2 separate regions of the Homo sapiens genome follow, and region 1 is linked to region 2. A link is a loop called in an ENCODE intact Hi-C map of the cell type or tissue named here. Cell type or tissue: pancreas. All regions are shown on one strand. Links, peaks and the distances in the headings refer to the core of each region. The heading gives the core; the rest is flanking DNA.

The links. A loop is a pair of places that touch in the nucleus more often than their neighbours do. Peaks named below come from ENCODE experiments on the same cell type or tissue, not always from the same donor. Only the 100,000 strongest peaks of a DNase experiment are listed, where the experiment ranks them.
Region 1: a loop joins it to region 2, with 2.2 times the contacts of the local background. A loop is called at or near these places in 15 of 110 quality-filtered maps.

What each region holds. Positions count from the first base shown.
Region 1 is chr13:91,951,863-91,957,889 of GRCh38, reverse strand. All of the region lies in intron 6 of GPC5 (glypican 5), which reads right to left. Among named protein-coding and RNA genes, the nearest start is that of GPC5-AS2, 400 kb to the left of the region's middle. In pancreas, for the core only: no CTCF peak of the experiment used is centred there; no DNase peak of the experiment used is centred there.
Region 2 is chr13:92,071,915-92,077,941 of GRCh38, reverse strand. All of the region lies in intron 6 of GPC5 (glypican 5), which reads right to left. Among named protein-coding and RNA genes, the nearest start is that of GPC5-AS2, 280 kb to the left of the region's middle. In pancreas, for the core only: no CTCF peak of the experiment used is centred there; no DNase peak of the experiment used is centred there.

The DNA of each region.
Region 1 (6,027 bases), core at 1,710-4,209, 120 kb after region 2:
TCCTTTTTTCGTAATGTTTGCTCTAACCGGGGGTTTAAATTTTCATGTGTTTTTATGATGGTAGATATCATCCTCCTGCTTCCAGGTGTGGGACTCCCTTAAATATTTCTTATAGGGCTAGTCTAGTGGTGAAAAATCCACTCAGCTTTTGTATGTCTGGGGAAGACTTTGTTTCTCCTTTATTTATAAAGGATAACTTTGCTGTATCCTTGGCTGATAGTTTTTTCTTTCATCACTTTGCATATATCATCCCATTCTCTCCTGACCTGTAAGGTTTCTGCTGAGAAATCTGCTGATTGTTCCTTTATAAGTGACTAAGTGCTTTTCTCTTGCTATTTTTACAATCCCTCTTTGTATTTGATTTTTGAAATTTGCCATAGAGAAGACCTTTTTGAATTGTATGTATTTGGGGATCTCCGAGCTTCCTGTATCTGGATATCTAAATCTCGAGCTGATTTGGGAAATTTTCAGCTATTATTTCATTAAATAGGTTTTCTATTCCTTTCCCTTTGTCTTCACCTCCTGGGATACCTAAAATGTGAATATTTGGTTGCTTTATGGTGTTCCACATGTCATATAGGGTTTGTTCACTTAAAAACGTTTTTACAAAATCTTTTTCTGAGTTATTTCAAAAGACTTGTCTTCAAGTTCTCAAATTCTTTCTTCCGCTTGATATAGTTTATTGTTGAAAGTTTCAAATGTACTTTTTAAATTTAATTCAATGAATTCCTCAGTCCCAGAATTTCCATTTTTTTACTATGATATGTACCTCTTTGGTAAATTTCTCATTTATATCCTCAATTGTTTTTCTGGTTTCTTTGTAATGTCTTTCTCTGTTCTCTTGCATCTCACTGTGCTTATTTAATATCATTATTTTGAATTATTTTTCTTGGTTTTCAAAAATTTATTTTTGCTTGCAACCTGTTCCTGAAAGATTATTGTGTCCCTTTGGAGGTGTTGAATTTCCTTGCTTTTTCATGTTTCTTGTGTCCTTACTTTGATATCTTCACATCTCTTTTACAAGCCCCTTCTTCCTATTTTTAAAATTTGCTTTCACAGGGAAGGACTTTTTCCTGATAATGTATCTCTGGTGTTATTAATAATTGGATAGGGTACTTTGGCTTTGATTCTGGGTGTGCACATTAGTGTAGTTTCCATATGATTTCTTCAGCTGTAAACAGGGTAGTATTGTCTCTGATTTCCTTAGTGCCTTGCAGTCATTAGAGGAAGCTGTGGTAAAGTCTTGCTGGAGATAGGGATGCCAGGTAGGTCAGTCTCCAGGCCCCAGTGGTGGAAACAGTGGGCCTAGCATGCCTTTCCTTGGGATCCAGGATGGTGTATACAGTTTTAGTGGGCACAGGCAGGCCATTTCTGGCGGCTTTCTTGGGTGCTACAGTGACAGCTGTGGGCCAGGCAGGTAGTGGATCCTCAAGCTTCTAGGCAGTATGACATGGCATTAGCAATGGCAGCAGCAGTGGCAGGAAAACCCTGTGCCTCCCAAGAGGTCCTTATTGGTGTTGATGGGAGCTGCAATGGGCTGGGCAGGCCAGTCCCCAGGCCCATAAGTAATGCATGCTGGTGGGTGCCAGCTGTGATGACAATGGCAGGTTGGGTGGGCCCAACCTCCTGCTCCTGGAAAAAGCACTCAGGAGCCAATAGTTGTGCACAAGGCTGGGCAAGATCCATGCCACCAGGTGGCATGCTTGAGTATTGGGGTGGGGGGGAGAAAACTGAACTGGGTGGGCCTGTCTTCAGGCTCCCCAGTGCTGCATACAGGTGGTGGCTGTGGTAGGCACTGGGGAGGTGATTCTCAAGCCCCTGGTGAAATGTTCTGGTTGGAGCAGCAGTGGCTGGGGAGGGTGGTTGGCTTTCAGTGGCAGCAGATGTACTGTAGGCAGGCAGCTGGAGAGTGTGTACTTCAGCCATAGGTGGCAGCTGCAGGCTGCATAGGCTGTCCTCAGGGTGCTTGTAAACTGCTCATGCTTTGACCCTGCTGGTAGTAACCAGCTGCAACTGTCACTGCAGGCAGGTGATATCAATGGGGCTCCAGAGTTGTAGCGATGTGTTTAGCCACAGGACAGGATACAGTCTGTTGGGGACTGAGATCTCAAATGGCACCATGCTGCAGCTGCTTAAAATTCAGGGAGAGTGTGGAATGCAGCACAAGCTATTATGCTCCTCTGGAGGAATGCTGTTGTACAGTCTCTCAGAAGCTCCCTGTGTTAGTCTTAGGGCCCATGAGGGTTGAGGGGCTTTCCCATGGCTAGGAGTGGGAATGGGACCACTGGGGGTCTCCCACTTACCCTTTCCCTAAGTTGGGGTGCCTCTGTGGGCTCCCAACAAATCCCAGGTGGCTAACCAGGCTGCCTTGCTTCCCTCTTCTTCCTTGATTTGGGTGTTTCCTGTCATTTCTCTGTTTTATTCCAGCATTTTCTCTTACATCGTCTATTCAAAGTGTGATTATCTACTTGCTATTTTGCTTCTTCGTTGTCCAGGAGATGTGTACCAGGTTAATCTAGTCAGCCATCTTCCACAATATAACATTTAATACCGCTTTATAATAAGTATTACTATGCAGAAGCATAATGTCTTCTAACTTTGTACTTCTTAAAATTTGAGTGTTCTTGGCTATTTGCGTTCCTCCAATTGATTTAGAATCTGCTTGCCAATTTAAATACATAAACACACATAGATTAAATTTTACTGGAATTTTACTGAATATCCAGATTAATTTTTGGAGAATAAACAATATTACAATATTGAGTTTTCTAGTCCAGGGACATGATCTATTCCTGCATTTATTCAGATCTCATTTAATTCCTCTCAATGTCATATAGTCTCATGCTATACATCTTGTATATCTTCAGTTAGATTAATTCCTAATTATCTGATATTTTAATGGCATTTTAATGGTATATTTTAAAATATTTTCAAAAGTATGTTGTTGGAAATGAGGAATATGATTTTATGAAATTAAGCTTATATCCAATAGTCTTGCTAAAATCAGTTATTAATTATAATCATGATTAGCTTTGGAAATTTTAGGGATTTTACAGATACACAATTGCATCATTTGTCAGTAAGAGTGATTTTATTTCTCTTTAATCCTTACATTTTTGGGTTTTTTAGATATCAGTCTTATTTTATTGAGTATCTACTACAGTAATTATGGAACAGAATTAGTACTTAAAGTATGTTTTTTGCATTTCAAATATCAAGAGAAATCTTTTAATTATTTACATTTAATTACAGCCTTTGGAGTTTGTTCATGGATTTTCTTTTTAGAAACTTATCATGTTAAGGGATTTCCCCTTAGTAGTAGTGTCTAATTTTTATACGTGGAAGTTAAATTTTATCAAATATTGTTATGTTTCTACTGAGTTGCTTATGCATATACATTTTCTCCTCTACTTTGCTTATTTGTATTTATTTTGATGCCTATACGAATTGTTATTTGAATATCAAACCAAGCTTGCATCTCTGGAATAAAACAATATTGGTCTGTATGTGTTATTATTTCAATATATCACCGATTCCTGTTACACATATTTTGTTTAGGATCTGAAGTAATTATTCATAGAGAAAATGGGCTGTTATTTTTCTTTCTTGCAATCTCTTTAACATTCTTTAATTTAAATTATATGCTGGCTTTATAAAATATGTTGGGACTAGCCATCCCTTTTTCTTATCTTTAGCATACTTGGTATGAGAACGATGTCATGCCTTCCTAAAATGGTTGCAAAACCTTACTAGTGAAGCCTTATGGAATTGTATCTTTTTAAGATTTAAAGATTTTAAATCACAGAATAAATTACTATAACAAATATAGAACCATTCATAATTTTTTGTCAACATAAGAAAGTTTTTTTTCCTAAAAATTTCTTGATGTGTATGTAATTGTTCATGCATGTTGGCATAGAGTTATTCTTTATATCTTTGCCATTGTCCAAATGTCTGTGTTCTCCCAAAACTCATATTGTAAAATCCAAACCACCAAGCGGTTGATATTAAGAGGTGTGGTATTTGGGAGGTGATTAGGCCATGAGGGCAGAGCTCTTATAATTGTGGTTAGTGCCCTTATGAAAGAGGTCCAGTGTACTAGCTAGGCCCTTTGGCCATGAGAAGGCACAGCAAGAAGGGCCCATTTATAAACCAAGAAATGGAACATTTCCAGATTTAGTATCTGTCAGCACATTGATCTTGGACCTCCCTAGCCTCCAGAACTATTAGAAATTAAGTTATTTTGTTTATAAGCTAACCAATCTATTGTATTTTATTATAGCAGCCCGAATGAACTAGGGCAATCCTATTATAATTACATTCTATTATTAGCAATGTACCCTTTTTTTATTCTTTACAAGTTAATTGGTGTCTTCTATCATTTTTCCCTTGATTGATTTTAGAAGAGATTTACCAATTTTATTTTGTAATTTGGTTTGTACATACTCGGTAGCTACTACAATTTCAGCTTTATCCTCAGAGGGGTGACATAGAGTCCAACCCACAGCAAGAATCAGTTTAAATTTCTAAACTCTCCTGGCAAGGAATTCTTGGAAATATAGTTCTCAGGCTTACCAAGAAGCAATTTCAAAAATAACTCCTAACTTCAAATTCCCAGATTTCTAAATATTCATCAGGTCCAGCTCAAAAACATCAAACTCAACATATCTGCAAAATTAGCCAATGACCTTACCCCAAGTGTGCTTGCTAGCTTGTTTCCTTTCTCTGTTGATAAAACTATGCCATGTAAGCCATAAATCTTGACATCAACTTCGAGCATTTAATTTTCCTCATCCCATTTGCAATTAGTGGCAAAGTTTTAAGATTATATTACTTTTAAAAGTCTCTAATATTCATTTTTATTGTCCTCTCCAGGACACCAAGTTATCTTTTTGTTGAATTAAGCCAATAATTGTCTAATTATCTGCTTTAAATCCCACTGATCCAATTTATCCTCTAAATTCTGACATTTAGAGGATGAATTTGAAAATACAAAACAGAGTAATACATCATCAAAATTTCTCCATTTCCCAAAGGAAAGAGTCCAATACATCCAGCATGGCATTCACAGTTTCAGTTTAGCCAACCTCTCTATTTCCATATATTTATCTAATGTATCTTTTTGTTCAGGGATTATCAAACTACGTATTTTTTTTCTTGAATGTGCCTGAAATAATAGGCCTCTCCTTTGCTTTTGAACCTGTAGACCTGGAAAAAATTCTCTTCTGTATTTGTTAAAACCTATTCCTACACTTCTCAAGCATATACTCTCATTGGGGGATCCTTATTGCTTCATTCCCAGAGATTCTTTTTGGTAACTCAAGGTTTCTGGTTTGTTTATATATCTCTGCAAACATACTGCTTATTACACTATATTATTGATATTTGTATTTATCTGCCAATATGGATTTGTGAGAGCAGGGCCATGTTCTGAAGAACTTTTGATTTGATATGCAAAGCACAGGCTTTGGAAGCAGACAGATTCAGGATCACACTCTGGCTTTGAGGTTTAATTGCAGGGTAAACAGGTACATTACTTAACATCACTGAGCCTGCATTTGTTTTTCTTTTTAATCTTTGAAGTGGTGCTAACATCTAATGAATATTTGTTGTGAAGAATAGAAGAAATCTATCTAAAGTAACCACTGCAGTGCCTGGAGCACAAGTATGCACAAATACATACACACACACACACACACAGAGAGAGAGAGAGAGAAAGAGAGATCACCCAAAATGGTAACATGACAAGACTGATTTCTGTATTCATAATACCTAGCAGAACATATACCAAATAAGAGACATTCAAAAGTCGTTACTGTTTTCAGTTAATTGCCTACATTATACTTAAAATTATTCAAATCAAATAATTCAGTTAGTCATCATTTTAATGAGGCTCTCTTCTTCAAGAAAAACAGCTTTACCCATTTACTTATTTTCAAGCACTTATAATTTCATAAGAGAAAGATTTTATGTGGAAAACTTTCTTGTTGGAAGTAGTAAATATGTTGTATAGACTTCTAATTAGAC
Region 2 (6,027 bases), core at 1,786-4,285:
ATCTACCTAGCTATCTATATCTACGTCTATCAAGTTCAGCAATGCTTGGCATTCTTCTAATATCTGTGGGGTATTTAGGGATTAGGCTATGATGTTAGATTTCCAGCTTCATTTCTTTTCAAAGTCGTCTATTCTTCTTGCTCATTTTCCTTTTCCTGTCCTTAAAGGACAGTTTCTCCTCAATTTAGGACTTCTTCCTTTGCTCTCTTATCCACACATTTGCAGACTTTCTGCACTCAGCCAGATCATCCCTTCTGTGCACCGTACAACCTGTTGACTCACAGTTGCCACTTGATCATTGCAGATCAAGGAGGAAGCAGCAATTCTGGAATGGGTGGCTTATCTCTTGGCTTTATGACTGGATACCTTCATCTGCCATTCAGGAACTCTTTTTATTATGGAGACATGTATTCTGGGAAAATGCTACCATGAAACGGGGCCAACCTCCAGTTCAAGGTACCTCTGCATTTATTCATTCCAAAGCATCCCCTGTTAGGAATTAGGGCTCAGATCACAGAGTCATCTACTCTGTAAGTACAAGGCTGACAAAAAGTCTGTTACCTCACTACTTTTTACATTAGGGTAATATTAACAGTGGAAATCCAGTTCATTCAATAGAACAGGTGTTGATGAAGAGTCAAACTCGGTAAAATATTTTAAGAGACTTATTCTGAGCCATATATGAGTGACCGTGGCACATGACACAGCCCTCAGGAGGTCCTGAGAACATGTGCCCAAGGTGGTTGGGGTACAGCTTGGTTTTATACATTTTAGGGAGGCATGAGACATCAATCAAATACATTTAAGAAATACATTGGTTTGGTTCAGAAAGGCGGGGCAATTCAAAGCAGGGGGTGGGGCTTTCAGGCTATAGGTAAATTTAAACATTTTCCAATTGACAATTGGTTGAGTTTGTCTGAAGACCTGGGATCAAAGGAAAGGGCATGTTCAGGTTAAGCTAAAAGATTGTGGATACCAAGGTTCTTCTGAAGTCTTATAGTGGCTGCCCTTAGAGATAATAGATAACAAATATTTCCTATTCAGGCCTTTAAAAGGTGCTAGAATTTTACTTAATTTCTTCAGGATTGGGAGGGCCTGGAAGAAAAAGATCTAGCTATGTTAATAGAGATTCTTTACAGATGCATATATCCCCCAACAAAGGACAGCTTTGCAGGACCATTTCAAAGAAACTTGCTTTTGGGGTAAACTTTTTTTACTTTCTTCTTTGTCACATAATGTCATGCCAGAGTCAGACTGCAAAGTAAGTCATGCTATATAGGGTAAAAAAAAAATCCATCTGATGAGAATTCATGGTTTGTAGGGGATGACTCCCCAGACTCCTTAAGTAGGAATTTGGGCAAGATAAAAAAAAAAAAATCTGAGCTTAGTCCTCACAAGTTATTGCAAAACAATGAGCTACCAATTTTATTTATTTATATTCTTCAGTGGTCTTCAACCTGTGGCTCATGAATTCAGATATTTGGCAATTAATGTAAAATAAATTTAAAACAATTCAACAAAAATCATATAGGAAAATACAGATAAATAAGAAACTATGAAAATTATACTTTCGCCAGGCGCGGTGGCTCACGCCTGTAATCCCAGCACTTTGGGAGGCCGAGGCAGGTGGTCAAGAGATCGAGACCATCCTGGCTAACACGGTGAAACCCCGTCTCTACTAAAAATACAAAAAATAAAAAATAAAATAAGCCAGGCATGGTGGTGGGCGCCTGTAGTCCCAGCTACTCGGGAGGTTGAGGCAGGAGAATGGCGTGAACCCGGGAGGCGGAGCTTGCAGTGATAGCGCCACTGCACTCCAGCCTGGGCCACAGAGCGAGACTCCGTCTCAAAAAAAAAAAAAAATTATACTTTCGAAACTTTCCCTCTCTAAGACACATGGTTTATCTGATCTCACACAGATATTGAACACACAATTTAAGTTTTAAAATTAATTTTTCTCACTTTAGAAAATCAGCATCTTGATACAAAACTGTCTGCTTTTCCCTTCAAGAATAATAAAGAAATACAATAATCAATTAGCTTCAGATAGCCTAGAATTTAAAGCTTAATTAATTTTATTGATTGGCTTCAAGAATTTTATTGAAATGTCATATATTTATAAATTAAGACTAAGATGATACATATATTATCTACTGATTTTAAAATGCAACAAATCACTTAGCTAAATAAAATTAAAGATTGCAATCTTTTAAACTCACCAACCAGAAATAATAATAAGCCAGTTAAATAAAAGATGTTCCAATAGAGAAATCTTTTGTCATGATATGACATACATTTTAATATGTTACACAGATAATCTCTTATGTATTAAAAATTTAATGATAAAAATATTTGCAATACTTAACTGAAAAATTTTTATTCAGAATTTATCTTGAGACTTGACATGTATTAATACAATTAACGTACCTTATAGGTAAATATTGATTATATTAAATTTTTAGAATTGGGTCAAATATATGTCTCATCTCCTCTGATAACTTAGTACAATCTATGAAATGGTGCTAGAGACTAAGAAATACAGAGGTTCCGTTATCAAGTGTCATGAACTTCAAATGCTGTTTTGTTGCTAATGTTAGAGTACCTCTCTAATTATCCTCTTTAGTAAACTGTGAGTTGAAAATAGTGAAGTCTTTGATATTGCAGACAGTGTCTCCAGTATAAATTTTGCTTGAGATGAGAATCTTTCTAAGAACATTTTTTCGTCACATACAGTATGTCACATGTTGGAACATTCCCACTTAAAGTTAACATGTACTAATATAAAGGCCTCAGCAGAATGTGTTAAGTGGATTCTTTTTGGCATTGGGTAAAGGAATCTTTCAAGCATTCTGTGGATATACAAATAAGAAAAAAATTTCAAAACAGGCATATGCACAAAATTTTTATAACCTATGAGAATCATGATCTGGACTAAACGCAAATAAGTGAACCAAAGTACAATACAATACAAAGCAAAAATAAAAAATAAACAGGAAATTTAATCCTATATGATGCAGAAACTATGTGCCAATACTCAGTGTGAACATACACTATTAGGAGGAAGTTGCTGCTGCACCAGCAGATGGCAGAGTTTAAGCAAAGCTGAAGAAGTCAGGTAGCGATGTGCGAAGGAATCACTTTGATTTTTGGCTTAGTTCCTACCCTCCTATTATTCTGGTTACCATACATTAGTGAGGTGTCTCCAATGAGTTTCGAGGGTTACAAATACCTTCCTGCATATTAGCCTACCTTCCTTAGAACTTCTTAAGATGGGTCATTGTCTCACGATACTCAATAATTCAGGAAAATCAAGAACTGGGATTAAAATAAACCAATGAATTACATACTTCTTTATCACAGTGTGACATAAACATACACTTTTAGACAAGTTTTCATTACTGGCCAACTATGATATCTACCCAATGTTGTGGCCAAAGTTGGAATATTCACAGCTCCCCCACACTTATACCCTCTGTGTTTTGGTTTTCTAGATACATGCTGTTTCTTGTACTTCAAATACACTTTCCCTGTATCTCTATCAATTCACGTCTGTCTCAAAGAGCAGAGAAGTCAAATGGCTCCTGTACTAAATCTCTAAACATATATTATTTATCCTGCCTTGACATTTTTACCAATTCCTATTCTCATTATAAGCTGTGGTATCCAACTTTCACTTCTCTTCCTCTAACACCCCTGACTTTTCTTACCCCATTGTTTACATAGCTCAACTTCGTGCAGGTTGTCCACTCTTGCTCTCTCCTCCATCTACAGCGATTTGGCTTCTGCTCCCACTGTTCACAAAACTTGTGTCCTCAATGTATTCACTCACGATGTTTCAGCCTTGGGCTGACCACACACCAGCTGTTCACAAAATTCGCGTTGAACTGAATGACACTCAAATCGATAAATAAAGGAAAAAAAGGGAACAGAAGGGGAAGCAAACACATGTTTCTTCACATGATGGCAGGAAGGAGAAATGCAGAGCAAAGAGGGAAAAGACCCATATAAAACCATCAGCTCTCATGAGAACTCACTATCACAAGAACAGCAGGATGGGAGTAACAGCCCCCATGATTCAATTACGTCCCACTGGGTCCCTCCTACAACACGTGGGGATTATGGTAACCACAATTCAAGATGCGATTTAGGTGGGGACACAGCGAAACCATACAGGGCTACAACTGACTTCATTGTAAATGAGTTTATAATGGGTAACTCCATATTATTTGAACCAAGCAGTATACAGAGACCTCAAGAAGAGTGAAGAAATATTTGTCTTGGTATACATGGTATACCATTGATGGTAGACATCGTATACCATCAATAATGAAACTCAGGAAGATTCACGTAGGAAAGTCATCATCCTGCAGCAGGCAATTATATCTAAACCAGTGAGATATGAACACTGCGAAGAACTAGACCAAAGATACTGACTGTATGACATAGAAAGTCCAATATTAAAGACACAGAAGGCCCTACATTTGTCCAGTAAAGCCATGCTTGATTAATGCCTTGGAAACCCTGAAGACTGGATCAGAAATCTGTATATAAAATGATGCTTCCTGGATAAAGTTGAGAGAAAAAGAAAGCTTATTGGGTTCAATTAGAAACTAGGACAAGCTATGGCCCTCTGGCTTTTCTGTTGCAAAAGCAGGGCTTAAATCTACATCTTTCTATAGTTATGAATAAGCAAACTGATTTTGAACAATCATCTAACTTAACAAAATATTCAGAATTCAAAAATAATGTACTTATGAAAAGAATTTAACACAAGAAATATGAAAATTAGGAAATTTCCCCTTTTTTACACTAAAAAAGACAGAAGAGCCATGACCTTTTAAAAATCTAGAGCAGTTAGCTTGTAGAGGGAAAAGTGATGGTGAGAAATACAGTCATGAAAAAGAGGTAGGTTTAAGTAAGATGAGAAAACACAAGCAAATCCAAAATCCCAAATAAAATAATTTTGCCTTAAATTTTATTAAGTTTAATAGTAGACTGCTGTTTTCTTTTGTCGGTTTATGTCAGATAATTTTTGCTCTTTTGATTTATTTTAAAAGTAACATTAACTCTTGGTTGGTCATGGTGCTTCATGCCTGTAATCCCAGCACTTTGAGAGGCCCAGGTGGGCAGATCGCTTCAGGGCAGGAATTCAAGACCAGCCTGGCCAACATAAACCCCACCTCTACTACAAAATAAAAAAATTAACTGGGTGTGGTAGCACATGCCTGTAATCTCAACTACTCAGGAGGCTGAGGCACCAGAACCACTTGAGCATGGGAGGTGGGGGATGAAATGAGCCGAGATCATGCCAGTGCACTCCAGCCTGGGCAAGAGGGTAAGACTCTGTATAAAAAAAAAAAAAAAAAAAAAAATTTAGTGGCCAGGCACAGTGGCTCACGCCTGTAATCCCAGCACTTCGGAGGCTGAAGTAGGTGGATCACAAGGTCAGGAGTTCGAGACCAGCCTGGCCAATATGGTGAAACCCCGTCTCCACTAAAAATACAAAAATTAGCTGGGCATGGTGGTGCACGCCTGTAGTCCCAGCTACTTGGAAAGTTGAGGCAGGAGAATCCCTTGAACCTAGCAGGCAGAGGTTGCAGTGAGCCGAGATCATACCACTGCACTCCAGCCTGGGCAACAGAGGGAGAATCTGTCTCAAAAAATAATAATAATAATAAAATTAAAATTAGCAGAAAATTAGCCAAACATTCTTTAAAAAATAAATATATTTATATATACATTTTATTTATTTATATATACATTTTATTCATTCATTATATATACATTTTATTCATTCATTAATAAAATGATCATTTTATTAATCATTCATTCAATAAAATGAATTTATTATATATAATTATATATTTTTATATATATAAATAAAATATATGAATAAAATGTATTATTTTATATACATATGTGGATATAAATACCTATCAATACATATAAATAATATATACATATTTATGTATATAAAATTTACATGTACAATAATATACACATGTAAGTATAAAATAATACATTATA